6 separate regions of the Mus musculus genome follow, and regions 1, 2, 4, 5 and 6 are each linked to region 3. A link is a loop called in an ENCODE intact Hi-C map of the cell type or tissue named here. Cell type or tissue: left cerebral cortex. All regions are shown on one strand. Links, peaks and the distances in the headings refer to the core of each region. The heading gives the core; the rest is flanking DNA.

Region 1 (4,715 bases), core at 524-4,523, 260 kb before region 3:
CGCTCAGCCCAGAGAACCCCAGGTAGCTAGCACAGAAGTTCTAAGTCTAGTAGTGTCCTCTGCTCTGGTCACTTCTCCTTCAGGGGCTCAATTTAGCCACTTGGACTCCAGTTCGGGGCTGCCCTGAGATGGGGCTGGGGTGGTAAACAACCCCTGATCACAGGTAGTATGGGCTGTGGGACAGGTGCAGGCCCAAAGATGTCTCTGTAGTAACAGGTGTCAAAATCAGGGCTGAACACTGTTATAATGGAAATAAAGAGTCCAGATGGGGGCTTCCAGTTTCCCTACCATGCCTCTGGGGTGGAAGAAGAGCCCTTAGAGGTGGGGAAGCAGCCACTGAGCCACCACCCCTTCACATCTCTCATGTGGCTGGAGGATCTTCAAGTAGACACTAGCATCATCCCACAGCCAAGAAAACTGTGACCTGAAACCTGGCCAACCAAACCCACAGTGTGGCCGAGTCACCTAAGCCACTGTGCTCAGGGCAGGGAATACTACATTGATGGGAAGAGGGAGTAAGGGGGAGATGGGAGAGTGAGGCCTAGGCTGGCACTTCATCACACATGTCCACCACATACAGGCATACATATACACACCATTCACACCTGCACACATGCGTGAGAGACTCAGAGATGCAAAGACAGTGTTGGCAATAGAGACACCAAAAGACGCCGAGGGATTCCAACAGCTCCAAGTCCTTAGAGTGGCTGGGTAACCTCTCCCAGGAGTTGTCCATCACAAAGCAGCGCATGTGAGGAGCACAGTAACACCAAGAGGCCTGACACCCATGGAGGGAACAGTGGGACGGCCCCTCCTTATATAGCTTTGGGTTCCTGGCATCTAGTAAATCCGTGACATAAAATAAATGGATGAAGAATCCGCTAGTACTGCAAGCTATATGACTGCAGCACCTGTACCTTTGATGCCACCTATTTTTGCCATCCTACTTAGAGCTATCATGCCTGCATCTTAGAAGGACTGGCCTTGGGCTTGGAAAGGCTGAGGTGTCTTGCTCAGAAGCGAAGATCTTAGAAACCGGGAGCTCAGACCCCATTGCCCCTCAGTACCAGGCTCACGGCTGACATACAGAAACCATGGTTCTCGGGCAGGTATGTGCATTCAGCCTGTCACTCCTGACTACCATCAGCATGCCTCATCCATGGTTGTAGTCCTGGGTCTATAAGGAACATAGGCTGGTCACCAGGTGACCCAGCACCTACAATAGCCAAAAAGAACATAGCACTGGAATGTGTAGCTAGGGGCAAGTCACTGCCCCAGTGAGGGAGTTTTCCAGCAGTGATGCCAAAGCAGTGTTAACTGTTGGAAGAGCTTGTAAGTGCCCTGGAGAAAGCTTAGCCACCTAGTGAAAGACAGTGTTTTATTGTTTAGTCAATTCTGTCGTTCACATTTAAAAGCGAAACTTCTCCTTTAAAGGGCACCATTGTCTTTCCTCTGCTTGCGTGGCCAGGGCCAGAGCTCCCTGGAGATACTGCTTGGGGATTTAGTGTTCTAGAAATTCAGAGTCACAAGTGATGTAAGTTGTGTGTCACCTTTTTTCATGAACTTCTGAGTTGCTGGGTCACACCCAAAAAACTACCGGGCAGGCTCTTCTTTGGGCTTGCCTTTCCCTTCATTTCCTCATAAGTAGCTTTAACGCCATCTGCAAGTAGTTTCTTATTCCTAAGGGCTCATCACCATTGAGATTCATTGCTACCGCATGTAATCTAAGATCCACGCCATACTCAGGTCTCTAGTTGTGGCCCACGTCTTTTTATACCTGATTGCGTTTTGCTCTGTGTGGCGGGAGTGGCAATAGGATGCTGGGCATCCCCTGCAGGCGGGGTTCTGACCTTCAGTCCAGCAGTAGGGAAAGAGCTATAGTAGCCCAGGTCTGCCCGGCCCTGAGGGCTTCAAGCTCGGTGGGAGCCCAGCCCTCTCAGGTTACAGGCTCCATTTTCAGAGAAACGCCTCCAGATTGAGGAGTAGCCGGCCCGTCAGGCATGGCTAATTGAGCTCCGAGAGGAAAGCAGCTGCTAGCGGATTTACACTGTGGCTTCCGGGGCTGGCTGGCTGGTTTGCTAACCTGGAGTTTAGATTACGGCTAATCCTTGGGGGTGGCTTCCGGTGCTCCAGGCTGCGTCTGCGCATAAGATACTTCCGGCGGGGTCACGCCGCTCTACTGGTGGTACCTGCGTGTACGGAGCTTCCGGCGGGGCTCCACCGCGGGAGCTTCCTATTCTGGTCCCAGCCTTGGTTGGCAGCATGGCTTCTCTCCTGGCCAAGGATACCTATCTTCAGGACTTGGCCAAGAAGATCTGCGCGCAGCCTGGCCCTGAACGACAGAGGAGCACATGGGGTAAGGCATCCGGCTCGAGCAGCTTTTGGGAGCAGACGCCGTCAGTAAGGAGCCCGCTGTCCTAGGTCGGGGCCGGACCCCCCGCAAGGGATATGAGTTCGAGCGGGTGGGTACTCGCGGGGACAGCAAAAGCTTGAGCTCTGGGCCCTGAAGGAGTGGGAGGCAGTTAGGAAATTACCAGACTCGAACGGAAAGAAAATCGGGCTTGCTACTACAAGTGTGAAGAGTTTTCTTACTGGCGTGTGTGTTTTTCAGCCCTTGTCTGTGAATGTGTTTCTTGTGTTGAAAGAACGCACACTCCATTCTTGGCTGTTTAGTTTAAAGCGCTAACATTTCCTTATCTTTGGAAGTGGAAGCAAGTCTTAAATCATAAAATGTTAATTGCGTCTGGGCCTGGTTGGTAGGGAGGCTGAGGAGAAAGACCTCGAGGTCAAGACCCGCCTGCCTGTCAGGACTACAGGATGTGATCACCTCTGCATGAGCAACTTCAGGAAACTCTCCGAAAGTAAAAGGAGCGGGTGGAGATATGGCTCAGTGGTTAAGAGCACTTGCTACTTTTGCATAGGACCCAGATTTGGTTCCCAGCAGCTACATGGCAGCTGACACCAGCCCCTAATTCCAGTTCTAGGGACTCATTAACACTCTTCTGGCTCTCAGTGGCACCAGGGATGGTCTTGATGCACAGACATACTTACAAACAGCACTCATAAAAGTAAACGAGTCTGGGAGGCACAGGTGGGAGGTGGTCTGCAAGCCTTTTAACACCAGCACTTGGCAAACAAGCAAGAAAGATTACTGTGAATTCCAGATGGCCAGGACTGCATACTGAGACCCCTTTTATTTGTTTGCTTGTTTGGAGACAGGGTTTCTCAGTGTAGCCTTGGCTATCCTGGAACTTGCTCTGTAGACCAGGCTGGCCTTGAATTCAGATTCACCTGTTTCTGCCTCCCAGGTGTGCCACCACCGCCTGGCTTAAGATCATGTGTTAAAAACAAACAAACAAACGGAGCTGGAGAGAGGGTGCAATAGTTCTGTGTATCTACAGCTCTTAGGAGAGGACCAGATTGTTCCCATCAGCCACCCTCATTTATGGTGCACATGATTAAAATGTAATAAATTTACCAAAAGAAAAAGGAGGTTTGGAAGTATGATTTAGTGTTGGAGTACTTGCCTAATGTGTGTGAGAGCTGTTGTGTGGTATCATGTAGGAAGACACATGAGTACCTGCTCAGCCAGGACACACATGCTGCACGTGAGCACAATGAAGCATTTGGTCTGGAGCCCATTTAGAATGATGGTGGCCTGTAAACATGGGTTTAGGTTTCCCCAAGTCCCATTTTCCAAGGGAAAATATTCCTTGAAGTAGTTTCTTGAAGTTTGACAGAACGAAGAAAGTCAAAGCAGGTTTAAAATACATTAGAGTGTATACCAGGTCATATAGCAAAATGACAGCTTTCTTTAGGACTAGATGCTGATGGCAGTTCCTCCCGTCCCCCAAACAGGGCTTCTCTGTGTAGCTTGTAATGTCCTGGACCCTGTAGACCAGGCTGGCCTTGAATTTACAGAGATTAGTCTGCATCTGCCTCTGAAGTGGAGTGCTGGGATTAAAGGTGTGCCTGGTGCTGATAGCATTCTTAATTTTTAGGTTGGCCTGCTAAGTGAGTATATTCCAAAACGTTTATTATCTATTAGTCACATGGAGGAGTCAGTCTGCAGACAGCTTCTTTCCAGGAAATCTCTGGCAGAACCAAAGGCAGAATACTGCTGAAGTCCAGAGAGGCAAATGAATTGAGCCTTATGGGGTGACTCACAGGAGTGGAAATGATTCAAACACAGCTTTACCACCAAAGTCTACCCCAGCATGGGTGATGGATCACAAAAGCTGGAAACCTGAAGTGCACTGCACAACTTGCAGGCAGCTCAAAAGTTGGAGAGTATTTATTTCATGTACTTCTGTTTGATTAAGTGATGCTCTGCCTTCTTATCTATGCTTGGGGAAGAGGGGATCTAGTGAATCTGGTCAGTTTCAGGGACTTCTAAGCCTTGGTGTTTGGTTCCTGAGTTTAAGGAGCGCGCCTCCAAGGTGAAGGCTGGTATACTTGCTTCCTTCCTTTCTTTCTTTTTCCCCCTTTCTCCCTTTCCCCTTCCTCCCTCTGTCTTGTCTTTCCATGGTTTCTCTGTGTAGCCCTAGCTGTCCTGGAACTCATTTTGTAGACCAGACTGGCTTTAAACTCACTGAGATCCACCTGCCTTTGTCTCCTGAGTCCTGGGATTAAAGGCGTGCTCCACCACACCCTGCTGGCAGGTTTTATTTAGGAGGAAATTGTTGTCCATGAGCCTAGTGTTGAGGTTTGGGCAG
Region 2 (4,715 bases), core at 509-4,508, 380 kb before region 3:
AGCAGGTGGGGATTTTTCTCCTCCTGGGAGGTAGACAGGTCTTACTGAGAACATAGGCTCCAACATATACAGACACACATACACAGAGCCCTTGAAACTTATCTCTGGCTCAAGAAAAATAGCCTCTGATGAACGGTGAAGGCACATGACCCCCTAAGCTAGCTACACTATTACATTTCTGCCACTCCCCAGTTCAGCATGGCCAGGCTCTCTGGAGAACTTCTGCTATCCCCAAAGTCCACAGATCAGAGCTTCTATACCAAGGAGAATGAATGTCTACTCCTCTGGGCCTCAAGCCCTGAGAAGCTAAGGATTCCCTGGAGACTCAGTGACTCCAGGGCTGGGTTCCATGGACAGGTCCGGCTGAAGGTCTAGTGCAGGAGGGAGGCAGGGCTCAGCACTTGACACATCATCTTCAGCCAGGCCACCAAATGTGCCTAATGGCCAAGGACTCATCTAATAAGCCACTGATGCCGGTGTCACAGGACAGTGGGAAGAGAACAGTGCAGAGAAAGGTGAGGGGACAGCAAGGCATGTCCCTGGAGCCATGTGCCAGTGAAACAGCTCTCCTTGTCCCAACCATGCAGGCTTACTCTCTGTGCTCTGGTACCCGAGAAGGGGCCAAGTCTGTGTAGGGTGGGTCTGGTCTCTGCCCAGCTCTCCAAAGGCTCCAGGCTGCCAGGGGCAAGTTGGGAAGAATACCTGAGGTTAATCCCTACTAATAAGGAACCTGCCATCCTGACAAGGAGGTTCTCAGTGCAGACTAGCAGCGATACACACACACACACACACACACACACAGCACATCATATCAGACAAACAGACACACACACACACAGCACATCATACCAGACAAACAGACACACACACACACACACAGCACATCATACCAGACAAACACACAGCCACACACACACACACACACACACACACACCACATCATACTAGACAAACAGACACACACACACAGAGCACATCATACTAGACAAACAGACACACACACACACACAGCACATCATACCAGACAAACACACACACACACACATACACACAGCACATCATACCAGACAAACACACAGCCACACACACACACAGAGCACATCATACCAGACAAACAGACACACATACACAACTTTCTAGCACTGAGCGGTAGGGACCTTCCAGCAGCCCTCTGGCCACTCCCAAGGTTGCTCTTCTGCCCAGGATGCTGCATCCTGGGAGTGCTGTAGATTCTCAAGTGAGCAGCCATCTCTCCTGCTCCTGGTGGCAGTAGCTGGCCTCAGGACACTGTTGTACTCTTCCTCTGCTCTGACGACAGGTCATGGAGCAGAACTGAAGCCCTAACTTCCACAAACTTGAACCTGAAAAGCGTGAAACCTAAAGTGACTTAAGCCTGGGTGAGGCCTCTTAGCCAAGTGAGGAGCGGTGTGTTCAGGGGAGGCCGCTCTTAGGTCTGGGGAGGGTCACCAGCACAGACTCTGCACCGCAGGCTGACAGGAGTGAGTTCATCCCATCCATAGCCCAGGCCTTCGGTGCTAGTGGGGCAGGAGCTCCAGGCTCAAGAGTCCGGAGAACAGGGAGGCACAGGAAGACTCAAGGAGTGCTCCTTGCAGGTGCTCCTCTCCCAGGCCATTTAACAGAGCTGACACTCAGTCTTCTCCAGAATTCACAGACCCCAACGGCAGTAGGCAATGAGGACAGGCCACTCTGCCTCACCTCACAGTTCCCCCTCGAAAGTCTCCGCCAGCTTCTCCTCATCTGCCTGCTGTCTCTGCTGCTGGATCCGAGCATAAGAAATGGCATCGCCCCTGGAGAGAGAAAAGCAGGTGTTCTATGGGCCTAGCCCTCCCACCTCCCACTCCCAGGTTGCACCCCAGGCATGACCTGTAGACTGTGCTCCCCAGAGGCCCTGGTCAAGGGGGCAGAGCACTGTTACTCTGAGACAGATACACGTTGCCTGGCACTGACTGAGCTGAAGGGAAGGGGTTGCAACTGGCTGCAATGTCTGGTGCATACCTCACTGTGTATAAACTAGGCAAGAGGGACCACCTAGGCTGTCCCCTCATTTCTTGCCTCTGTTCCTGAGGGCACAGATAAAGTCACCTGTGGCCACTGCATAACTAGACAAAGGGTCCCACTCAGGCCTTTCCCACTTCAGATGGGGCAGCAGGGGCAGCAGAGGAGGCTCCACCCCGGGACTAGGTTGTAGACGCACTTTTTGCCCAGGGCAGACAGTCCATACAGCACCCCCGTGGCAAAGGCGATGGCATTGCCCAGCAGTGTAGTCAGGGTGAGGCTCATGACGATGGGGACGATGGCCATCCTAGGAGAAAACAGACATCCCTAAAATCGCATCCTTTCTGGGGTCAGAGTCCAAAGCTGTATCAGATCTTTGTGGCAAGATCTATGACCCACTCATGGTTAAACAGCAAAGAGCTGGGTAAATACCCCTACTAGGCCTAGAGGGTCTGGGGTACAGTCCAGCTGTACAGCCCTGTGACCAAGTGAGCTTGTCAAGGCTCCACTTCATCGTATAATGAGGTCCTGACATCTAGGTGAGGGCAGATGGCCATTTATCCTACACCCACATCCCAAACACTGTATGAACGCTTTCATCAGTTCAGTAACCCTGGGCCAGCTGTTCCTCAGCAAGTCCTCCCAGCTCCAACCCCAGGAACACTGGACCCAGTGCAACTATGGGGCTTCAGTAGCAGCCTGGCGCCACCTAGTGGTGGGTTCATACAGCCCTAAGAACCTCTGCAGCTCAATCTTGAGGGATGGTATGTTTCCAACATGAGGTGAATTGTGGATTCGCTGACCCAGGAAGATGATGGAGCTTGCAGCTCAGCCCTTAGTCCAGTCACTTCTGGGGAGGAGGCTCACTGGGCACGAGGATGATACTCAGAGCCAACTGCACTCCTTGGACTTCAGGTGCAGATGTCTGTGTAGCCAGAAGTGCTTCAAAGTGCAGCATGTCCTTGACTTGGATGGTTGCGACTGCGGTACTCGGCAGATATTGAGCTTTGCGGCCACCTTATGAGATGCCAGGCCAGGCCCCTGTGGCCAGCATCAGGGCTTTAAGCATGGTGAAGTTTAGTGACAGCCGTGTTTGGTAGGTGAGGTGTGCTACCGTGTTTTCAACAGGATATTTATTTTATCAAAATGGAAGCTAAGTTGAGGATCCTCTATAATAAAATAATAGAAATCACGAGGCAAACCATTAGCATTAAAGGCAAATGACAGGCTGGAAAAATCTGAATGGGAAACGAAACAAAGGAATCTGAGGTCTTTAATACTGAAAACACACAGCCTGCAAAGTCACACATTAAAGCTCTCAAGAGAGTGGACCAGAAGCTAGAAACCCTTCGAAAAAGAAAATGAATTGAACCCATAGGAGGGTATTTTACTTCTTAGACATATGAAAGTAGCACCAGGCACTGGATGGGGAGGAGAGAGACACCCAGAATGCCTCTTGGGGAAGTAACTGAGTCGCGTATGTTAAGATCTTTTGAGCGATCATAACCTAGTCTGGTAATTCCACACCTGGAAACGTCTCCTAAGGATGGCATCATGGTTAGCTTGGCCGACAGATGTTCACCAGACTCGACTGACACCAGCTAACAAATTAAGACAAAGCCAGTAAGTATGTACAGCTGAATAAATGTGCTTAACAATAAAAGGAATGGCATCATTTTTATGACAATACTGAAGATGTTGAAACCACAGCAAGTCAAAAAGAGCAGGTACAAACTTATGTGTAATAGTTATAAGCATGTCAGAGAGGAGCTTCAGACATGTCTGCACTTAGACCGGAGGAACGCATGCCAATAGATGAACAGGTAGTGAGGACCGGAATGACCGTTTTTACTTTACAAATGACTTTTGGTAAACATACACTATTGTCAGCATCATGACAACACATCTTAAAAATCCAAAGAAAGCCAGGTATGGTGGTGCACATCTTTAATCCCAGCACTGAGGAGGCAGAGACAGATGAATCTCTGTGAGTTCAAGGCCAGCCAGGTCTACATAATAAGACCATCTCAAATACAGAGGGAAAGGCAAAGACAAGGAAGGGGTGAGGAGATGGCTTAGCTGGTGCCTGCTGCACATGCACGAGAGCCTGTTTGGAGCCCCATACAAACCCAGGTGCTTTGGGGCTGCTGAGGTGGAAACAGGTGGATTCCTACAGCTCACTGGCTTTGGCAGTCTCGCCAGATATGTGAGCTCCAGGCTCAGTGAGAGAGCCTGTCTCTAAAAGCAAGTAGAAAATGACTGAGGAAAATACCTGATGTCTACATTAGTCTTTTCCACTCTCATGCACACCCACCTGTATGTACGCATGCATGTACACGTGCATGTGTACACACACTTGCACACACATACAACCATGCTACACTGATTAGAATTTTCTAACTCTATGATCCCCTGATTTTAGACACAGCAGAAGACTGTCAGCAGGCGCACATACTGTGTGCTCTCCCTGCAGAAGCCTCTGAGTCCCACCAATCCTGAGGGAGGGGAACCTGATCTTAATGACAATATTGGTAATTACAGTGAGTACTGCTGTCTAGCCAGGCTCTCATGGGAAAGCCCTTCCTCGGAGGCCCCCAGGTATTACATTTATCTCAGAAGTGCTGCAGTCCGACACGCTGCACTTGCCAGAACCAGAGAAGTGTGGATTTAGAGGGAAATGGTGTTTCTGTTCGGCAGTC
Region 3 (4,715 bases), core at 523-4,522:
GATGTCAGGAGGAGTCCTGACCATGGCTGTCTCTCACCAACAGCAGCAGTAGGTAGAACCAAGCAGACAGGGCACAGGCGTCCTAGGAGAAACACTTCCTGGGAAGAGCCCTGACCACAGACCCTGCACAGGCATCCAGAGGGAACTGAGAAAGGTGATCTGGAGGACAGGTTGACCTTTCACTTCAGGGAGCTGAGCCGGAGGACAGGGCAGAATGGACATGGCTGAGGAGGTGACCTGAGAGAACCATGACTGTACCGACTGACCACGGTCTGCTTCACTGTCTACAGTCAAAGTGCTGAGGTGTGGCAAGGAACAGACTTCTCAGTTTCTCCTGAAATCATTAGGAAGTTGGCTCTGTCTCCCAGATACACAACAGTCACAGGGGCCTTACCCAGGATGAAATCTGAAATCAACTCATTGGAAGAATATAAGAAGTGTCTCTGAAGCACACACACACACACACACACACACACACACACACTGAGAGAAAGGAAGGAAGGAAGGAAGGAAGGAAGGAAGGAAGGAAGGAAGGAAGGAAGGAAGGAAGGCAGGCTATTCTTGGGAGTCCAGCTAGAGCCAGGACAGCGTCCATCTAGCAAGCCTCCCCTGTCCCCCAGCAGCCTCTTAGTCTCTAAGTGCACACAGTGAGAAGAAAGACATGACCATGGCCTGGAACACCTGCTCAAGCCCCACTCCCACCTGAGAAGATCCCACCAAGCACGTAAGAGAGGTATTTTTTTCAACATCACCTGTGGCTTCCATCTGCAGGCCTGAGACACACCCAGTCCAAGGTCTGAGCTTGGAAGCCAGTTGCTACCCTCAGTCCTCCCTCCCCAGGGCCATCACCTCCTCAGGACTGGCAGGAGTCAGAGGAGGCATCGTGGCTCGAACCACAGAGAGCAGGCCCAGCCCTGCAGTGAGTGTGAAAAGATGCATGGCCTCAGCTCAGCTCTGTGCTTCTAGCCTAGCAGCTCCTTGTGCTGCTGCTGCTGCCGCCACTGCTGCCACTGCTGCCACTGCCGCTGCCTCTGCCAGTGCCGGTGCCAGTGCTGCTGCTGCTGCCACTGCTGCCACTGCCGCAGCTGCTACCTCTGCTGAAGCTGCTACCTCTGCTGCTGCTCCAACTTTCTGACATGCAGAATTGCTCTGGAAGCAGAATCCTGCCTTCCACTATCCACACCAAAATCATTGTCCACACCCCTCTGTCCAGGAGATTGCAGTTTTGTTTGGATCAATGTGAATAGAGGAGCTAATTTGTGCAATTAACCTCATGACTGCCTCTGGCACTCGTTCTCGCTCTCTGCTTCCTGACTGTAGGGTCTGTGTGGTCAGCTGCCTCCTAGCCCTACTGCCATGCCTGCTGCCTCATGACGGTACTGTATTCCCTTGAACTATAAGCCAAATATTTCTTCCTTCTTTAAGTTGCTTTGGTCAGGGATCGGGACTGTTCATCTCAATTTGCAATTTGATAAGATCTAAAATCACCCATGAGGTGAACCTCTGGGTGTACGGGAGGGCTTATCTTGATTAGGTTAATTGAGATGGAAAGACCAACTCCTTCTGTGTGGCACCATTCTCTGGCCTAGCTCGGATCCTGGAGTATAGAAGGGGTTATCTGAGGACCAGCATTCATCACTCTCTAATCCTTGACCTGCCATGTGGGCCAGTTGCTTCAAGCCTACTGCTGTTACTTCCCTGTCATGCTAAACTGCAACCTCAAACTGCAGCCCAAACACTTTCTGCTTAACCTGCTTCTGTCTTGGTATTTTATCACAGCTACAGAAAAGGAAATTAAGACAGATCACTAAGACAAAAAGTGACTGGTAACAAGTCGTGAGGCTAAGATAAGAGCCCGCTCCTTAGTGAACCAGGTTTGATTTCTAGCATCCACATGACGACTCAAAACCATCTGTAACTCCAGTTTCAAGGCTTTGGGCCACGCATAACAGTTCACCCCTCAAAATCTAGTTGTTAGAAGTTAGGGGCAGGAGGATCAGAAGTTCAACTTATCTTCAACTACATAGCAAGTTTGAAGCCTAGGCTATATGAGACATCGTATCAAAAAACAGGAAGGAGGAAGGGAGAGAGGGAGGTGGGAAGGCAGACAGGCAGGCAATATAAGGGTTCAAGAACTTGGGACTATTAACAAGTGTGGCTGGGCTGGCCCACCAGTAAAAGAAGAGTGCTCAATGGTGTGTCCCCAGGCCCACAATTCACCCCATCACCTGGGAGCCCTCATCAGTTTCAGGACTTAAAAGACAAATCTGTACTTGTGCGGGACACAACACAGCAAGTAGTCAGAGTGTATTATTTGTCTTCCAGCACTGTCCTGAAGCAGAGGACAGCCAACCTTCTAAAAGCTGCTGTGTGCCTCAGATCCACAGACAACCCCACAGGCGGGGCTAGTTAGAAACATCTGGAATCCATGAACTCCCTGGAGCTCCCTCCTGACTCATCCCCAAAGCGTCCTTGTAAAAGAGGAAACAACTGGTCACCTCCTTGCCTCCTAAATTCTGGTTCGTCAGAGCTGGCCTTTCCTCTTTGCGTGGAAGCTTTAGTATCACTAAGAACAGGGAGAGCAAGGCTGCCCCCACCAAAAACGAGGAGTTTCGTAAGAAGGCGCAGGACTTCATGGGTCGTTTGAAAAGTCCTGTGAGCTTGGTAACACTCGAAATAAGTCTCTGAGTTCTGCTTGGAAAGGCAGGATCTAGGATCAAGCAGTACAGAGTCCCATGAGCCTCTAACCGACTGGGCTATGAGAAGCGCCGGCGAGGAGCGAAGGAGCCACTAGAGGGCGCGGCACTCGGAGGACAGTGAAAGTCCCTCGCGGGCTGCCGTAGTCAGTACTATAAAGGACGTGGCGTGGAGATGCTCGGCCTCTCGGCAGCCATGGCGGCTCTATGTTTGTATCGCCATTGTTACCGTTGGGACGCCGCGGATGACCCTATATACCCTTGGCCGGCTACCGGGAAGACTGCGTCTCCTGACGATCGTAACGAAGATGTACCGTGCTTTCCTTCTGAGAGTTTAGTCGCCCTAATATGTGCAGCAGGCTAACCGCGTGGTAAGGGGAAGGGCGTTCACGATGTGCCCGAGGGCCGGGTGGACTGCCCCCAGAAGTCCCGAGAAGGAAAGCCGAGGCTCCTGTCTGGACTAGTACAACGCAGAAGCCCCTGGTTGGGGCTCCAGACCGGTCTCCCTTTCGTAGGGCTAAGGAGCACCAGGGAAAGACTCTGTCTATATTTGCTGCATGCTGAATACCAACTTGAGATAACTCAGATGTGAGACAGTACTCTGTCTAGTGTAATGCCGCTGAGTTGGAGAGAAAGAAAAAGGGGTTTTATTTGTAAAAAGCCTAGCCGGGCGTGGTGGCGCACGCCTTTAATCCCAGCACTCGGGAGGCAGAGACAGGCGGATTTCTGAGTTCGAGGCCAGCCTGGTCTACAAAGTGAGTTCCAGGACAGCCAAGGCTATACAGAGAAACCCTGTCTCGAAAAACCAAACCAAAAAAAAAAAAAAAAAAAAAAGCCTTAGCAAGGACAAGCCATGTGGACCCATTGGAATAGGAATAAAATACAAGTCTAGTGCAGTCCCCCAAAGTGATCCTGATAGGGTGTGTGCAGAATGCTTTCTTCCTTTCCTTTCCCTAGGAAGCTTGCCTGCCAGAAAGAAAGCGCCTGTTGGGCTATTAGGTGAGTTGGGCTATTAGGTGAGTTGGGCTATTAGGTGAGTTGACTCAAAGTTACTAAGATTCGCATTAACAGTCACGGTGTGGCACCCAGCACTTGCTTCATCGACACCCTGCTCCTAGAGGCGTTGCAGGTGTGGCTGCTGTGTCACATGTGCGTCAGTAGGTGGCAGAGAGAAAAGAGGCTATGTCTACGCTCAGTGTTCTGCCCTGTGAACGTCTGAATGATTTGTAGCCTGACAACACTCCTGAAAGCTGGAGGTGGGATTGTCCCTCCTAGTTTTTGACTGGCTTAGGTCATTTGATGGCTCTGCATAAACCAAATAGAGGGGCTGGTGTGTAAAGAGGAAGTTTACAGAGAAATTGATCTGTTGGAAATCATGAAACCAGGTCCTGGGACACAGCGTTGTGGCACATGTTTCTCTTATCCACCAGCTTGGGTCAAGAGACTGTCTCAAAAACAACAGTGGGTGGAAGCAAGGATGTATCTGTCTTAGTCAGGGGTTTTATTGCTATGAAACACCATTACCAAAGAGCAAGTTGGGGAGGAAAGGGGTTATTCCGCACACACTTACACTGCTGCTTGTTGCCAAAGGAAGTCAAGGCGGAGACCATGAAAGGGTGCTGAGTGCTCCGCCTGTACCTGCATGCCATAGGAGGCCATCAGAGCCTGTTCTAGATGGTGGGGAGCTGGGAATTGAACTCAGCCGTCAGTGCTCTTAACCACCGAGCCAGACTCCAACCCCAACCAAGAGGTTGGGTTTCTCTATGGCCTGGGATTAAAGGTGTGTTCCACCACCAGCCCAGAGATGGCACCATTCACAATGGGCTAGGCCTTCCCCACTGTTCACTAATTGAGAAAATGCCTAACAGTTGGATCTCATGGGGGCATTTCCTAATGACTAACTTGTATCAAGTTGGCACAAAACCAGCCATTACAACCTCAAAGCCTCTCTTTGGGGAGATGAGTGGAGCTTATTACCTAATGCTCCAGCTACCTTGATGTGAGATGGCTTTTCAAACT
Region 4 (4,715 bases), core at 195-4,194, 54 kb after region 3:
ACAGCTCTCTCCTGCCTCTGGCCCATCTCTACCAGCTCAGCTGGTCCCTTATCAACCACAGAGAGCTAGGCCTGCTGACCAGGACTCCTGGGGAAGGAGAAACCTGAGTCCTGCTAGGGTCAGAGGCAACCCCTGAGGCTCTGGGCGGGGCCTGGGCAGAGTGAGCAACCAAGCCAGTCCTCCCCCTGAGCAGGAGTGAGGGCTTTCTGGTATCTCTCACTGTCGGAAAAGGAATGCTGTGGATGGAGCAGAATCCAGTGCAGCAGGAAACTCGCCATCCTATGTGCCCGTTTGGCAAAGGCTTGGCAAGCCCCAGGGCACTATGGATTTCACAGTACACAAATGTCAGCTACCTCTAGGTGAACACAGGCAAGGCCCTTGTGGGGTGTGAATAATCTGAGCAGCAAGGGGATCTACAGCTCACAGGGCACCACTCGTGGACCAGAGCATGTGTACAAACACCTCCCACCTGCAAGGGCAGTGGCCCTCATGTGCTTACCCCTGGGGAACCTCCCCCCCCCCCCCACCGCCTTTGGAGCCCATCTCCAGCCCTCTTCTGGCTGTGTTAAGAGGCAGGAAGGCTGTTGAGGAATGTCCCCAGATCTAAAGTCTGTGATAGTGCTGAAGTGCTGGGTCAGACATGTGCAAGGGGACGGACAGCTGTCTCACTGTCCTACACAGAGTCGGGGGCAGGTGGCTGACGGGGCTCCACTCAGGGCTCTTCTCAGGGCTTCTTAAAGAGGCAGCTCCACCTACCCACCCCACGCCCCATACAACCCTACAGAACCCCCTATCAGAAAGGAAGGGGCCAGGGAACATGTGTAAATGAGCCCAAGCTAATCCCTTACTTTGAGACTCAGTTTTCTTAAAGACATCACTAGGGTATCAAGGCTGGTAGCCATCAGTAGTTCTGGTAGAGTAAACAGTGGTGATATTAAATAGTTTCTGAGCTCTAGCTGCTGGCCAAGCCCCTCTTCAAGCAAGATCCTTCCCACTTCTCACTCTGTCTATTCAGCCCTGCGCTGCAGTCCTAGGCCAGGAGCCTCTTTGCTGAACCTCATATTTGTTGAAGCAAAGCAGGAAGGCAGGGGGCTTTGAGATGAGTAATTGAGACTTAATGTGGGGGCAAGAAGACCATAGGGAAATACCTGGGCAGGGGTATATGTGGCAATCTGTCTGAGCTGAGTTAACCCCGAGGGGGGAGGGCACCTTCAGCGGGTAAGAATTACCCTGCCAAGCAAAAACCAAGTGATCCTGAGGAATAGTACCCAGAAAGATAAGTCAGCATGTGGCATGGGCGGGAGGGCGTCAGAAGTCTACCATCCTTGTGTGCCTGGCGCCTGGAGGGTTTCCCTCCAGATATCGTTGCCCCCACAAATCTTCCCAGAGATAAGCTGTCTAGAAAGGGGACTGTGTTTTAAAGCAAGAGAAACAATTTTTGAAAAGTCATGTTTTGCCCAAGGGCAGAAGAGGCCAAAGCAGCCCTGGGCTGGAAGTTCATTTCCTTTGGTGCTCAGCTACTGGGTGAGCCACGCATTAGGCTGTGATGTGGCCTGCAGGTTTACAAGTAATCTTGAACCATTAAGTATCACCATGGGCCCTAGCAGCCAGCCATCCTCCCTTCCCACCTACGACTCAACAGCCCCCTACCGGGAGGGAGTGTGCGGTGCTGTGGCGGCAGAGGGGGGATCTGGACACCATAGTGAGAGGGCCCTGGGTCCCTTTGCTACAGTAGTGTCTAGACATCAGCGCCCACAGATTGGTGTGGAGACCAGACAGGTTCGGTGATCAGATTCGGTGGGGGCGTCCTCTCCATGGCCCGGACCCTGCTCCCTCCCAGGCTCCATGGCGGTAGGGGAGAGTGTGGCAACCCCCACCCCTGACCCAGGACGACCGACCGGACTGAGCTACGCTATGGGGTGCTGTGACCAGGTGGGGGTCGTATAGCCAAGATGGGTAAGGGGAGAGGCGCTCCGGCCGCCGGCAGGGGTCGCCATTTCTCAGGACCGCTGGGCTCATTTTCCCGGCGGCTGCAGGACCTAGGCTGGGGCGTGGGGTCCAAGCGCGGCTCAGCCATGGCTCTCGCGCGCTCACCTCTCCGGTCCCTGCGATCGCCCGGAGTTGCCTGAGTGGCCGCCCCCGATCTCGGCACCCGACAGTCCGGGTCACCCCTGCCCCGCCCGGGCTGCCTCCATACCCTCGCCCCTGGTGCCCGGGCTATCTCCGCACTCACCGCGCGGTCCGGGGCGCGCACGCGCCGCCACCGCCGCTGCCGCCGCGCTGTGGGGGACCCGAGCCCCGCCCCGCCCCGCCCTCGGCCCCGCCCCACCTGATAGCTGCGTCGGAGCCCTACCCCAGCCCCACGGGCTCCCCGATGTGCTCGTCCCCATTTCGCGGATGGCAAAACTGAGTCTGTGCAGCGGCAGTTTCCCTAGTATTATAGCGAGTAAGTCAGACCTAGGTGATCTAGATGCAACCCAGCCTCTAAGTGCCGCCTTGCGAGCCTCCTTTGTACATCCTGACTGATCCCAGGCCTGCAGAGGGATCACGTGACTGATGGGGGGTTGTAGGATTAAACAAGTTCTAGGAGTCAGGAAGCCATGAATGGCTCCCACAAGGATTTAGCTAACTCTCGAGCCTCCTGACTGATGACTTGCTCCTGAATGGTATTAGAAGACTACAACAAGATGCCTGACGAAGCCGGGCATGGTGGCGCACGCCTTTAATCCTAGCACTCGGGAGGCAGAGGCAGGTGGATTTTTGAGTTTGAGGCCAGCCTGGTCTACAAAATGAGTTCCAGGACAGCCAGGGCTATACAGAGAAACCCTGTCTCGAAACACCCCACCCCCACCCCCCCAGTCAGACTGGTCCTCGAGCCATGCAAAAGGTGGGCATCATGACACACCCAGCCACAATACTAGACTGAGATCACTGGGCTGAGTACAGATGAGATCTAGGTGTGAGCGCAAGCCTCCTTGGCAGACATGGGCTCTCTGCTGACACCCTTGGCCACTTTCCCTGGCGTCATATGAGCTGACAACCCTCCACTTCTGGATTGGTCATCTTTTCTCTCTCCCAGTCTCCACTTCTGCTGCTTCTGTAATTGTCCCAGCTCTTTGGGTGCCTAAGCCTTGTTAATTTCTCCAACCCTAGCCGTGCCTTGGTTTACACGTTCCTGTGCATGCTCCCTGCAAGGCAGGACTCCTGGCTGCTGCCCAGAAGGTTTACTGGGGACTCACCTGTGGTCCGGCCGCTAGTCATCCCCTGGGTACTGGTGGTGGCTGTTCTTGTGGGCAGGTGGAACAGCCAGCGTCTTGCTGCTGCCGGGGGCTGCGGGTCAGATGTGGAACATGAACTGGGGCCTTGCTTTCCTCTCTCATGTCCAGACCCCCCCCCCATACCCCATCACGTCCCAGTTTGATTTGGCCTTCAGGATCTGCTTGCAGAAACAGCCCCTGACAACAGAAACTACAGGGTACCCTAACTAGTTATACTCTTGATTCCCCCACCTTCCCACCATCTGTCAAATGTGACCGCTGCCTGCATCTCTGAGTTCCGTAAAGATAGGTAGGAACCCTGCTGAATAGAACCAATGCCCCCTCCCCTCATGAAGCTGAGCACTGTGTAAAGAGCCTGTACACTAACAGGAGAGACCTCACAGCTCTGGGCTCTGGTCCACCTTGTTTATGCATAGACACTGAAGGGAAGGGTTCCTGAGCAATGGCTACCACCCTGCCCTAGAGAGCCTCCTGGCAATTGGACCTGTGGCCATTGTTGTAACTGGGGCTCCAGGGGCTCCTGGCAGGGCATCTATCACTTAAGAGCTGTGTCCAGCCGGGCATGGTGGTGCACACCTTTAATCCCAGCACTTGGGAGGCAGAGGCAGGCGAATTTCTGAGTTCGAGGCCAGCCTAGTCTACAGAGTGAGTTCCAGGACAACCAGGGCTATACAGAGAAACCCTGTCTCAAAAAAAAAAAAAAAAAAAAAAAAAAAAGAGCTGTGTCTGAGAACACCCTGCACAGCCGATTGCCCTTATCCCATTTTGGTTCCTGGAGCTGTGGTCACTTGAACCTTTGGCCAGCCATTCCCGTCTGTTGGGCAGATGGCAACTCAGGTAGCTTTTTACTGGTCCCCCTCTGCCGTTGCTTAGGCAGTCTAGAGAAGGTATACTTCCCAGAGATGCTACTGACATGGGGGTGGGGGTGGGGGGCTCAAGAAGCTCCCCTGTGGTTTGAGGCCAGAGAACAGGGAGAATAGGGAGAAGTGTCACAAAGACGAGATAGACCCCACTGCACCCCATGAAGTTGTCCCTAAGCATAAAGCCCACAAGAGACAGGCTCACCCTAGCTCCATGTTCTATGCCCCTCGATGTGCATGGCTCATCCAGGTTACAAATGTGACTTCAGGGGTCCCACTCTAGGGACTGGTTCCTGGCCGGCACCTCCATTCCTCAGAAATATTCACTCACTACTAATGAGGAGACCCCAGCTCTGTCTTAGCAGAATGGAGGCCATAGCCCTGACCAGAGGGTCCTGCTGGGCTGAGCTCTGATGTCTATGCAGGAGATCCTCCAAAGAGGAAAAGAATGGGGCCAGGAGGTGGGTTGGGTGTCAAGCCTCTCTCAGCTTCTCTTTCAGGGGTTGGTTATGTGCTGCTGGGCATCCAGGGGTGAGGTGTGGAGCCCAGGCTCAGCCACCCAGACCAAGGGCTGGGC
Region 5 (4,715 bases), core at 487-4,486, 190 kb after region 3:
CCTTAAAAAGGTCAAAGGAGCAGGTGAATTTATTTCAATACTACATCTTGGTTCGTCCAATGAAACCACAGTTACCACTTAACTAGCAGTCAACACAAGCGAAGTATGAAAAGGACAGAGTTGACATTCTTTGTATTATTATTTGTATTTATTTGCTTATGTATATGTGTGCTAACACATGCCATACATGTAGAGGTCAGAGGACAAGTGATGAGAGCCAGTCTCTCCCTCTACCATGTGGGTCCTAGGGACTGAACCTGGGTTGTCCTCCTTGGCAGCAGGCACCCTTACCCACTGTGCCAGCTCACCTGCATTATCACCATCTGCACTGGCCATGCTGAAGGTGCTTAGAGGCCACACATGGTCAAAATGTCATCCCAGACAGGCTAATCTCCACCAGCACAGATAAACAACCCATGGAGCCAGATGTAGTACTGGGAGCACTGGGGGGCGAAGGGGAGGACGGTAAAGGCAGGAGGTTCAGGAGTTCTAAGCCAGATCCTGTCTATAAAGATGTAAGCAAAGGAATAAAGAAGGTGAGGGGAGAGACTGCTATGCTGGTGTTGTTTCTTGTCAAAGGAGGCACCAAATGTGGCTCTGCATTGCTTTGTCCAGCACAAAGAGGGACCCAAGGGTATTAGTGCCATAAACCCAGCCAAAGCAGCAGGGTTATGCCTACAATCAAAAGTGATGGAGTGCTGCTGTCCTTCTGAGACTCCGGGAACCAGCCAGCCATGAGTCTTGCAAAGTTTGCTATCAGGGACACTCTATGGGGAGATTTTTACTATGTGACTCCAGACCCCACCCTGTGGAGCTGTGGAGACCCAGGCCAATCCTCAGCTGCATACGAGTTAGGAAACAGGGCTCTTTTACTACAGTATCCTCAAGCCCGACTGAGCTATGTGTACTGTGGATTTCGAAAGGTTTGTGTGGAGCTTCTCCAGAGAATCCCTCCGTTTTGAAGATCAAGGACAGGGATGCTGCTCTCTCCACCTGCACTTTAAAGATGATGTGGTCCTGTCCTAATTCCTGACCACCCTCACGGGTGGTGTTCTCATGGACTACCTGGCAGCTGTGGGATAGAAGGTCCCTAGAGTGTCCTCCTGTGTGAGGGGTGACCTCCAAGGTCTATGTGTGGATGCTTTGGCCATCTGTGTAGAACTCACTTCTGGTAAGGACCCAGAAATAGCATGGCTATTGTTATCACAATGGATTTTAAGAACATTCCTTAGCAGCCAAGCCCAGCATACACAGTCACTGGTCACCACAAACTCATTGAGAGATGGTGTCTTAGTTAGGGTTTTACTACTGTGAACAGATATTATGAGCAAGGCAACTCTTTTTTTTTTAAAGATTTATTTATTATTATATGTAAATACACTGTAGCTGTCTTCAGACATTCCATAGTAGGGCATCAGATCTCATTGTGGATGGTTGTGAACTACCATGTGGTTGCTGGGATTTGAACTCAGTACCTTTGGAAGAGCAGTCAGTGCTCTTACCCGCTGAGCCATCTCACTAGCCCTGATCAAGGCAACTCTTATAAAAACAACATTTAATTGGGGCTGGCTTACAGGTTCTGAGGTTCAGTCCATTATCATCAAGGCAGGAACATGGCAGCATTCAGGCAGACATGGTACAGAAGGAGCTGAGAGTTCTACAACTTCATCTGAAGGCCACTAGGAGAAGGCCACTGACTTCCAGGCAGCTAGGACAAGGGTATTAAGGCCCACAACCACAGTGACACACCCACTCCAAAAAGGTCACACCTCCTAATAATGCCACTCCCTGGGCTGAGCATATATAAACCATCACAGATGGCCAAGAATGGTTGCTTCAATGCTTTTATGTGCACATACCACCTAGAGTGTTCCACAAAGTTCAGGGTTCAGAGCTTTCACACAACTTTGACCTCAAGGCTTATTTTTAGATTCTAGTGCTTGTGAGATCCATTCTCTACAACACCATGCTATTTCTATGACTATTTCAAATACAAGACTGTGTTATGCCGGGTGTGGTGGTACATGGCTTTAATCCCAGCACTCAGGAGGCAGAGTCAGCCGGATTTCTGAGTTCGAGGTCAGCCTGGTCTACAAAGTGAGTTCCAGGACTTCCAGGGCTACACAGAGAAACCCTGTCTCGAACCCCGAACCCCCCCTCCGCCCCCCAAAAAAGACGACTGTGTTCTGTTTCTCATGAGATTCTTCTGCATGGGGTGAGCATGCTTTCTACTGGAGCTGTGGACACTCTGGCACTCAGAAACAAGTCTGACCTAAGCTACTTATTTACTCCCCATCAATACAATCTTCTTAAGCTGGAAAAGGGAAGGGGAGAGAAAAGGTCTCTGACCTTAGCCTCAGCAGGCCAGGTGGAAGGGGTGACACAGAACAAGGCCCTTTCCTCTACCTTGAAAGCAATGCCACAGGCTCCCACAAGGTTGAGGATTCTGTCTCTGACCTCAGAGCTTGGAAATCCATTGTCTTCTCTGACTCCAATGTGCTCAACTCAGAGAGCATTTATGCAGCACCTGCTATCTTTAGTAAGCCCACCCCCTCCAGGGAGTCCAGAAGTAAAGACTTCCCTCTGCGAGGGCTGCTCTGTGTGTGTGTGTGTGTGTGTGTGTGTGTGTGTGTGTGGTTAGGGGGGTCTGCAGGGTATGCAACACCTGCACCTAACTCAAGTGAGATAGGATCTGGAAGGAGCCCTCAATGGATGGATAATTTGTAGGTAGATTTGTAGGTGGCTCTCTGCCTCCCTCTGCTGGCAGCGTTCCACTAGTGTGCCTCTGGCGAGCAAGAGATTCTCCAGATGGCATTTGTGTCCATCCCAAGATATTATTCATGATGCATACAAGGAAACTGAATGAAACAGTTCATTCAAGTTGGTTCACTAGATCCAGAGCCACATGACTCCCAGATCTACGAGAGAGGTCATCTTCCCCCAGAAAGAATGGAAGGGATCTCTCTAGCTATGCTGTCCACAAGCACTTCAAAATCAGAAATGGGTGCTCAGGGAGAAAGAGGGGTTTGGCAGGGCACTTTTCCAGGATCCCTGGACACAGCCAGTTTGGCACATGGCACCTTTTGCACACTGGGGTTCCTCCTGGATCTATCAAGGTCCTTGTTCTTTCCCTCCTGCCTGGACTCCTAGGGAGTCCACCCATACAATACGAATTACTACCCTTGTTTCAGATTCATGCCTTGCTGCTATGCTGGTGCTATCAGAAGCAGTTGCTGCCAGAAAACTCAATCTCTGCCCAAGGGCTTCATTAAGGTAGGCTCTACATTTGCTCCAGAAATACCACTTGCCTGGGATGCCCCAGGCTAACTCAAGCAGGCCAAACTGATCTGAAAAGCCCCTAGAACCTCCCTTACTTCCAAATATCTAGCAAATATCCCTTGGCAGACCTACAGACCCACAACCAAAGATCCCTTCCCTTTTGATACAGAGGCTCTACCCAGACTGTCCCAAAGAGCTCCTGCCCTGCTTTGACAAGTGCCTCTCAAGAGGCACATCTGGAGCTTCCTAGTGTTTGACACCTGCTCCAGGACAGAGGAGTAGCCTAATTCCCAATTGACCCTCTGTCCCAATTCCAGCCAGCAGTGCCTGGAGTACAGTTGTGCATCACCTTTGAATGTGCACTGGGAGACCTTCCTGCACTGTCTGTGCCCCTGGGTTAGTGTGATGTCAACATTCGCCTTGTGTTTTCTATTTCATCCCTACTCCCTGCTTATCACCTATAGGGTGGCTCTGTGATCTAAAAATGTCCTCTGAGACACAGAATAAGCCAAGCCTTATGCAGGACTCTGGAAACATGAAAGAGAAGCCATAGGCCAGGAAGCTGATAGTAGTGTAGTTAACAGGTATTGTACCTGGAAGGGAGGGGCCTACTGTGGATTCTGAGCCCCTGTTATCCATGACAATTCCAGAAGCCTTCAGGAAAGTCTTGGACAGGTTCTGATTACCATCTCTTTTCATGGGTGAAAAAATGCAGGTGTCTAACACCCTTGAATCTCTGGCTTCTAGAATCTTACAGTACAGTTGGACCACCCAACAAAATCCTCAAGCCATTTATCTGTTTTAGCAGCTGGGGGAGGGGTACCCAAAGGTGTGTCCGTTCCTGTGGGGAGGAAGGGCTGCAAGCCCCATTCTCAGCAGCCCAGGAGAGGGATAAAGTGCCAGGGCTTCTCTGGTTGGTACCTTCGGTCCACAGGTCAGCCCTCACTCATACCCACAGTGAGCACCCAGGGGCCTAAGATACATGGAAGGCAGGGCTGCCAAGGTGCATCTGCCTAGTATGGAGCTCCATCTGCAAACTAGCCTTGTACTATGGGCACATGAAAAAGTGAAACTGGCCTGAGGCTCCTTTCATGCTGCCTACCACTGCTCTCAGGGGTTTGGCCTGAAGCTTCAAGAAAGGATCTCCACTCACCTTGGCCACGTGGGAGCCAGCCTGGGTGGCACACTGGTATACACTATAGGGCCTGGAAACAAATGGCATACAACTCTCCTCAGCCCATCACCTCCTTATCCTTTAGGAAACCTCCCTCCCCCCATCAGTTCTTTCTACCCCTGTAGCCCTAACACACTTTTGTCTGGGACTACTCAGGGAGCCCTGTCTCCTGGGAGCTGACACTTTCTTCTCTTCAGGTTCTATGTCCATGCTGAGGGTTTGTCAGGGGCTGAGCATGGTGCCAAAAACAGAGCAGGCACAG
Region 6 (4,715 bases), core at 389-4,388, 400 kb before region 3:
TTCTCTCTGCAGTCACTCATCTCAGGAGGTGTCTGCCTGCCTGACAGAACCCTAAAAGCCAGGACTCAGTATCACAGCCTCAGTTTCCCCTCCAGGTCCTCAGCCCAGATCTAGTAGTTCTCAGAATATGATGTGTGAAGAACACCCAGGTCTTAGCTGTTTGCAGCTTTGTTTATTTTGTGTCTGTGCAGATACACTTGGAGAGGCCAGAGATGGGCCCTGGGTATCTTCATTTATGGCTTGCCACCTTATTTAATTCTTAAACATGGCTCCTCACTGGACCTAGAGCTTGCTGCTTTGGCTGTCTGGCTCACCAGCAAGCCCCCAGGCTTCTGCCTCTCTCTGTCCTGCAGAAATGAGGTTATTCTTGGACCCAGCTTTTACATAGGTGGCGGGATCCAAACCCAGATCGTCAAGCTTGTGCAGCAAGCCCTGCATCTGCTGAGCCATATTTACAACCTCTTATCCAGGCTGTACCAATACTTTAAATTTCTATTTTAACTCACTAGCAACAGAGGTCAGTGGTGATGCTGGGTGAGTTCATGAACTTTCTCAGTTACCCATGTGTGGTAGAGGACTGTAGGTACACCGATAAACAAAAGACCATTGCAGCACCCTGCTGGGCTTCATGCCTGGCTCTTTGGCCACTGTGGTTCCCAATCCACTGCAGGAAACAGTCCATCTAACTTCTGAGATGGCCCTTCCTGGTGGGTTGGGCTGCCACCCGATTCTACAGCAGAGGCTTCTAAAGGGCAGGAAAGTTGGGTGCTGTGTCCAAGGTCAATAAAAAGTGACTAGAGCCTTGACAGCAGGTTCTAACATCCTTTGTCCCTCCAGGGATACACCAGTGTCCTGTTCCAGCATGGTCCCTAAACACACGGTGTCCCTGAGGTGTGGTTTCCCATGAGTACCTACCAGACACCAGCTACACATGCTTGCACACATGCTTGCTTCACATCTGTCCCCTCCCAGACCACCCAATCAGCTGGAGCAAGACAGACAGACAGACAGACAGACAGACAGACAGACAAGAGTTCCCAGGAGAGAGCCTGCCTTGCAGGGATCCATGCCCTGTACTGCAGCCAGCCACCAACACCGCACCCCAGGAATCCTTCCCGGAGGCCTGGCTGCTGCTCGCCAGCCAGAGACTGGAGAAGTCAAGGGTTTCAGCTCCTGCTGGGGGGAAGGCCAAGGCAGCTACAGCTGGGCTTCCCAGAGGCCAGGAGCTGGTTCCAGGTCAAGTCTACACCAGGCCAGCCAGCTTTGGGGGTGAAGTGGAGGAGGAGAACTCTTGCAGATGCCAGTCCTGAGCACCAGTGAGCAAACAGAAGCACGTGGCACTTCATACAGATTAGATGGAGCACTGGATCCTGGGGCTAAGGACCCTAGGTATCCAAGAGAGTGCCCTCTGCACTTCTGAAGGGCCATTTGGTATCGGGACTAGCCTTTCTCTGAGAACCTGCATGTTCTGGAGTATTAGTTAGCCGGGAAAGTGTGTGAGGCTTGCCACACTTAGATCTAGGGAGAGAGGGGTCCTTCACATGAGCCCCACCATCCAAATGCAACCAGGATGGATTCTCAAGCCAGAGTACTGCTGAGCTGCCGGCCATTCCACATAGCCAATCTGCAGCCCGGTCCCTAGGGCCTGGGGGGGGGGGGTTAACGTAGATATGGTGTCTAGACTTTTAAACAGGAGGGATGAGAGTCGAGCTGGGAGGAGCAGCACAAAGAGGGACCTATACTACTAACTAGAGAAAAGAGGGTAAAAAGAGAGATGAGCAGAAGTGCTGGCCGCCCCTGCCTGGATGCTCAGTGCTGCTCAGTCTGGGAACAGCAGTATCTCAGCAGCCTCTGTGATCAGCCAGCAGCAGAGCTCCAGGCCCAGCACAGAAGTGCCCCCTGCTGGCCACAACTCCTATAGGGCCCTGCATTGCACAGGTCATAGGAGTACAGGCCCCAGTACTGAGTATACGTGCACACAATTCACCAGCCCCTGGACACTAGGATCTCCTTAATGGGCAAGGTCCTTCCTTGACAGTACAAAGTAGACTGTGATTTTTGTTTCAGTCTATATCTAGATGAAGGGGACTCAAAAAAAAAACCAACCAAACAAACAAACAAACAAAAACAATGAGAGAGAGAGACAGAGAGACAGAGACAGAGAGACAGAGACAGATAGCCAAGACAGCATCTCCATGGGAGAATCCCCATGATATGATGCATTAGTGTAGTCAGCCCATCTTTAATGCTAGGATACTATGTCCAATTGGCACCACTCAAACAGCACCCTGGGAAACTGGCTGAAGGGAAAGTGCCAGTCAGCTGTGTGTGCAGGCTGTTGCCCTGGTGGATGAAGAGCTAGGCTATGTCTCACTGTGGAGGCTGGATCCCCAGCTTTCAATTCTGCTTACAGTGAGGTCTATGACTGGAGAGAGGAGACAGAACGTGAGGAAATCAGGTGGAAAGGGGCGCCAGTGTGGAGTGCACCCATGAGACCAAATGCAAAAGGGCTCAGCACTGTATGAACCGTAACCACTGCTAGCCGGCTAGGGCTAGGATGTGCTGCTCTTAGACCACGAGAGTCACTCCAACCACCACCTCCACCCCCAGCAGCTTCCAGCAGTGAGGGCATTTGGAGTCTGTTTCTCATCTCAGTTTGCTGGTAAGAGGACAGCTGCAGGGGCAGATCCTGCCTGGATACAGGGTAAGGAAGAAGGCCTCAAGCCCATCCCAGCTGGGTTCTGGAGCTTTCCAGCATCTACCTGGTTCACCCTCTGTAAGGCCAATCCTACCCAGAGGCAAAAAACAGAGCCTTCACTCCCAGAGCAAACCCTGGCCTCCCTTGCGAAACAGTTTCCAGGACTGCGGCCAAATCCTGGGCACCCCAGGGTCCTTTGCTGTAGGTGGGAGGCAATGTCCCCTGCTGGTACAGGACAAAGGACAATAGGGGCAGAAAGGTCACATCACAGTCATAAACAGACAGCCTTGACCACCTCTGCCTCTCCAACCACACACACTCCCTCCCTGGGGAGGTAGTGTGTCCACCTCTGCTCCCCTGAGGTGCCCTCAGGCCTCCCGACAGAACTTTTTGGGGCATCATCTAAACTGTCAGCAAAACAAGATGAAAATTTATTAATTGCTTTTGGCTAGGAGTCCACAGGCCAGCTCCAGCCAAAAATAACTCAAAGGAAGTGTGCCAGGCCACCTGCGGCCCCAGGGGCTCCAACTGGGCTCAGTCTGAACAAGGAGCAGGCAGGGTCTTGACCTGACCCTGACGTTGGCTGGTCAGGACGGCAGGAGACTGGTGAATACTCAAGGGAGGGACAGGGCAGAGCAGTGGCACTGTGGCTTAGCCCACTTCTGGCCAGAAGTACCCAGCTATCCAAAAAACGTAATGTCATTCTTGAGCAAGAAAAGCAGCCGTGGCTACGTAGTGGCCACAGAGCTGGCGGCACCCTGGGGAGGGTGTTAGCCACAAGGAGGTGGGTGCCCGCCGGGCAGGACAGGTACAGGTATCAGCTAAGACTCTGCAGGCTTAGTCGTATAGATGAGGAGACAGAGGTTGTAGAGGGCAAGTCGCACTGGGAGGGTTCGATCCCGGGTTACCCCAGGAACAAACAGGAGCTGCTCTTAGGAGCCTAGGTATAGAAATGGATGGGGCAGTGGAGGGGACAAAGCAGCTTCCCCTGTTCCCTCTTCCTGCCCCTATGTAAGATGTTCCTAACACCTATGAGTGGGTTGGAGTCCTATAAATGTGTCAGGAATGGAGGGGACATACAGGAAAACAGGGGTCTCCCAGAACATGGCTCCCAAGGACGTCTGCCTTTCAAGGATGAGCAGTCACCCGGCCCGGGACACCGGCCTCTGCACAGGTGCCCAGCTGTAGTCTGTGTGCTGATCCCTTTTCTTGCCCCATCTGTTACCCCGCCCCTTTTTCCCCATAGCTGGTGATCCTCCAGCACTGTGAGTTGACCTTGAAGAACCTTACAGGAGGCTAGAAAGAAGATGAGGAGTAGCCAGGGGTCCCAGGGCTGTCCCAGGCACTTGGTAGCATATGGGTGGATGACCTGGCACTGCTCATCACTGCCACAAGGATGGTCTCAGCTTCCTACCCTGGGCTGCCTTTCCCCTCCTCATCCCTGTCTTTCCCCTCTCAGATGATTGCTGGCCTATCTAAGAAAGGCAGCCAGGCAGTAGCACCATCCAACTGTCCTGAGAGCCACCTCTGCCTGCCTCTGAAGACAGCAACACTATGTCTCCCCCTTCCCTCAGGATACATAGGTGATGCAGCGAGGGTTACTGGGCTCTGGAGCATACCACACGCACCTCACAGTGCTTAAAACCCTTTATCCCAAGTGAGAAGAAAGTCAACAGCCCCAGTTTATCTGATAGAAAGCCCAGGATTTTTCTATCTATAGCCTAGTGGCAACCCTGCCCAGAACCTGTGTCCACTTAATAAGTGGAAAAGGTCACAGCAGTGTTGAGTGTCCACCTGCTTCCAGCTACTCTCTTCCATAACAACAGAAAGCCATGTCTGCCCCAAGGAGGCACTGGTCTTGCGCCTGTGAGCCCCTTGCACTCTCCCTGTAAGTGTTCCCATGTCTGACCTGGCTCATAGGCAGTTTTACTCCAGCTCTTGAGAACACTCCTTCCCACCCCTTCACCCCTGCTGCTACCGTAGTACAAACACCACACGGATAAATGCATACACATGT

The links. Peaks named below come from ENCODE experiments on the same cell type or tissue, not always from the same donor. Only the 100,000 strongest peaks of a DNase experiment are listed, where the experiment ranks them.
Region 1: a loop joins it to region 3, with 4 times the contacts of the local background. A loop is called at or near these places in 26 of 42 quality-filtered maps.
Region 2: it touches region 3 in a loop (2.3-fold over the local background); 3 of 42 quality-filtered maps call a loop at or near these places.
Region 4: it touches region 3 in a loop (8-fold over the local background); 10 of 42 quality-filtered maps call a loop at or near these places.
Region 5: a loop joins it to region 3, with 5 times the contacts of the local background. A loop is called at or near these places in 8 of 42 quality-filtered maps.
Region 6: it touches region 3 in a loop (4-fold over the local background); 28 of 42 quality-filtered maps call a loop at or near these places.

Annotation. Positions count from the first base shown.
Region 1 is chr2:26,900,335-26,905,049 of GRCm38, reverse strand. It overlaps Surf6 (surfeit gene 6), which reads left to right and starts at 2,163. Exons shown (of 5, transcript NM_009298.4): 1 at 2,163-2,356. The coding sequence starts at 2,263. In left cerebral cortex, for the core only: no CTCF peak of the experiment used is centred there; a DNase peak (open chromatin) is centred at 2,100; H3K4me3 peaks cover 2,204 bases; H3K27ac peaks cover 1,578 bases.
Region 2 is chr2:27,015,981-27,020,695 of GRCm38, reverse strand. It overlaps Cacfd1 (calcium channel flower domain containing 1), which reads right to left. Exons shown (of 6, transcript NM_029862.4): 4 at 2,216-2,323; 5 at 1,717-1,808; 6 at 1-675. The coding sequence ends at 1,718. Among named protein-coding and RNA genes, the nearest start is that of Cacfd1, 8.4 kb to the right of the region's middle. In left cerebral cortex, for the core only: a CTCF peak has its summit at 2,729 (motif pointing left); a DNase peak (open chromatin) is centred at 2,716.
Region 3 is chr2:26,638,410-26,643,124 of GRCm38, reverse strand. Snhg7 (small nucleolar RNA host gene 7) reads left to right here and starts at 2,881. Exons shown (of 4, transcript NR_024068.2): 1 at 2,881-3,067; 2 at 3,654-3,695. It overlaps Snora17 (small nucleolar RNA, H/ACA box 17), which reads left to right and starts at 3,804; the gene lies at 3,804-3,935. It overlaps Snhg7os (a long non-coding RNA gene), which reads right to left and starts at 1,004. Exons shown (of 4, transcript XR_003953776.1): 1 at 1-1,004. In left cerebral cortex, for the core only: CTCF peaks have their summits at 2,791 (motif pointing right) and 3,843 (motif pointing right); DNase peaks (open chromatin) are centred at 2,821 and 3,854; H3K4me3 peaks cover 1,676 bases; H3K27ac peaks cover 954 bases.
Region 4 is chr2:26,584,200-26,588,914 of GRCm38, reverse strand. Egfl7 (EGF-like domain 7) reads right to left here. Exons shown (of 10, transcript NM_198724.3): 2 at 3,240-3,330. Among named protein-coding and RNA genes, the nearest start is that of Egfl7, 2.7 kb to the right of the region's middle. In left cerebral cortex, for the core only: a CTCF peak has its summit at 1,955 (motif pointing right); DNase peaks (open chromatin) are centred at 2,023, 2,233 and 3,010; H3K4me3 peaks cover 3,575 bases; H3K27ac peaks cover 1,087 bases.
Region 5 is chr2:26,447,679-26,452,393 of GRCm38, reverse strand. All of the region lies in intron 1 of 0610009E02Rik (RIKEN cDNA 0610009E02 gene), which reads right to left. Among named protein-coding and RNA genes, the nearest start is that of 0610009E02Rik, 4.1 kb to the right of the region's middle. In left cerebral cortex, for the core only: a CTCF peak has its summit at 2,770 (motif pointing left); a DNase peak (open chromatin) is centred at 2,766.
Region 6 is chr2:27,040,842-27,045,556 of GRCm38, reverse strand. It overlaps Gm13398 (a long non-coding RNA gene), which reads right to left. Exons shown (of 3, transcript XR_374184.2): 3 at 4,699-4,715. Among named protein-coding and RNA genes, the nearest start is that of Gm13398, 6.5 kb to the right of the region's middle. In left cerebral cortex, for the core only: a CTCF peak has its summit at 1,905 (motif pointing left); a DNase peak (open chromatin) is centred at 1,882.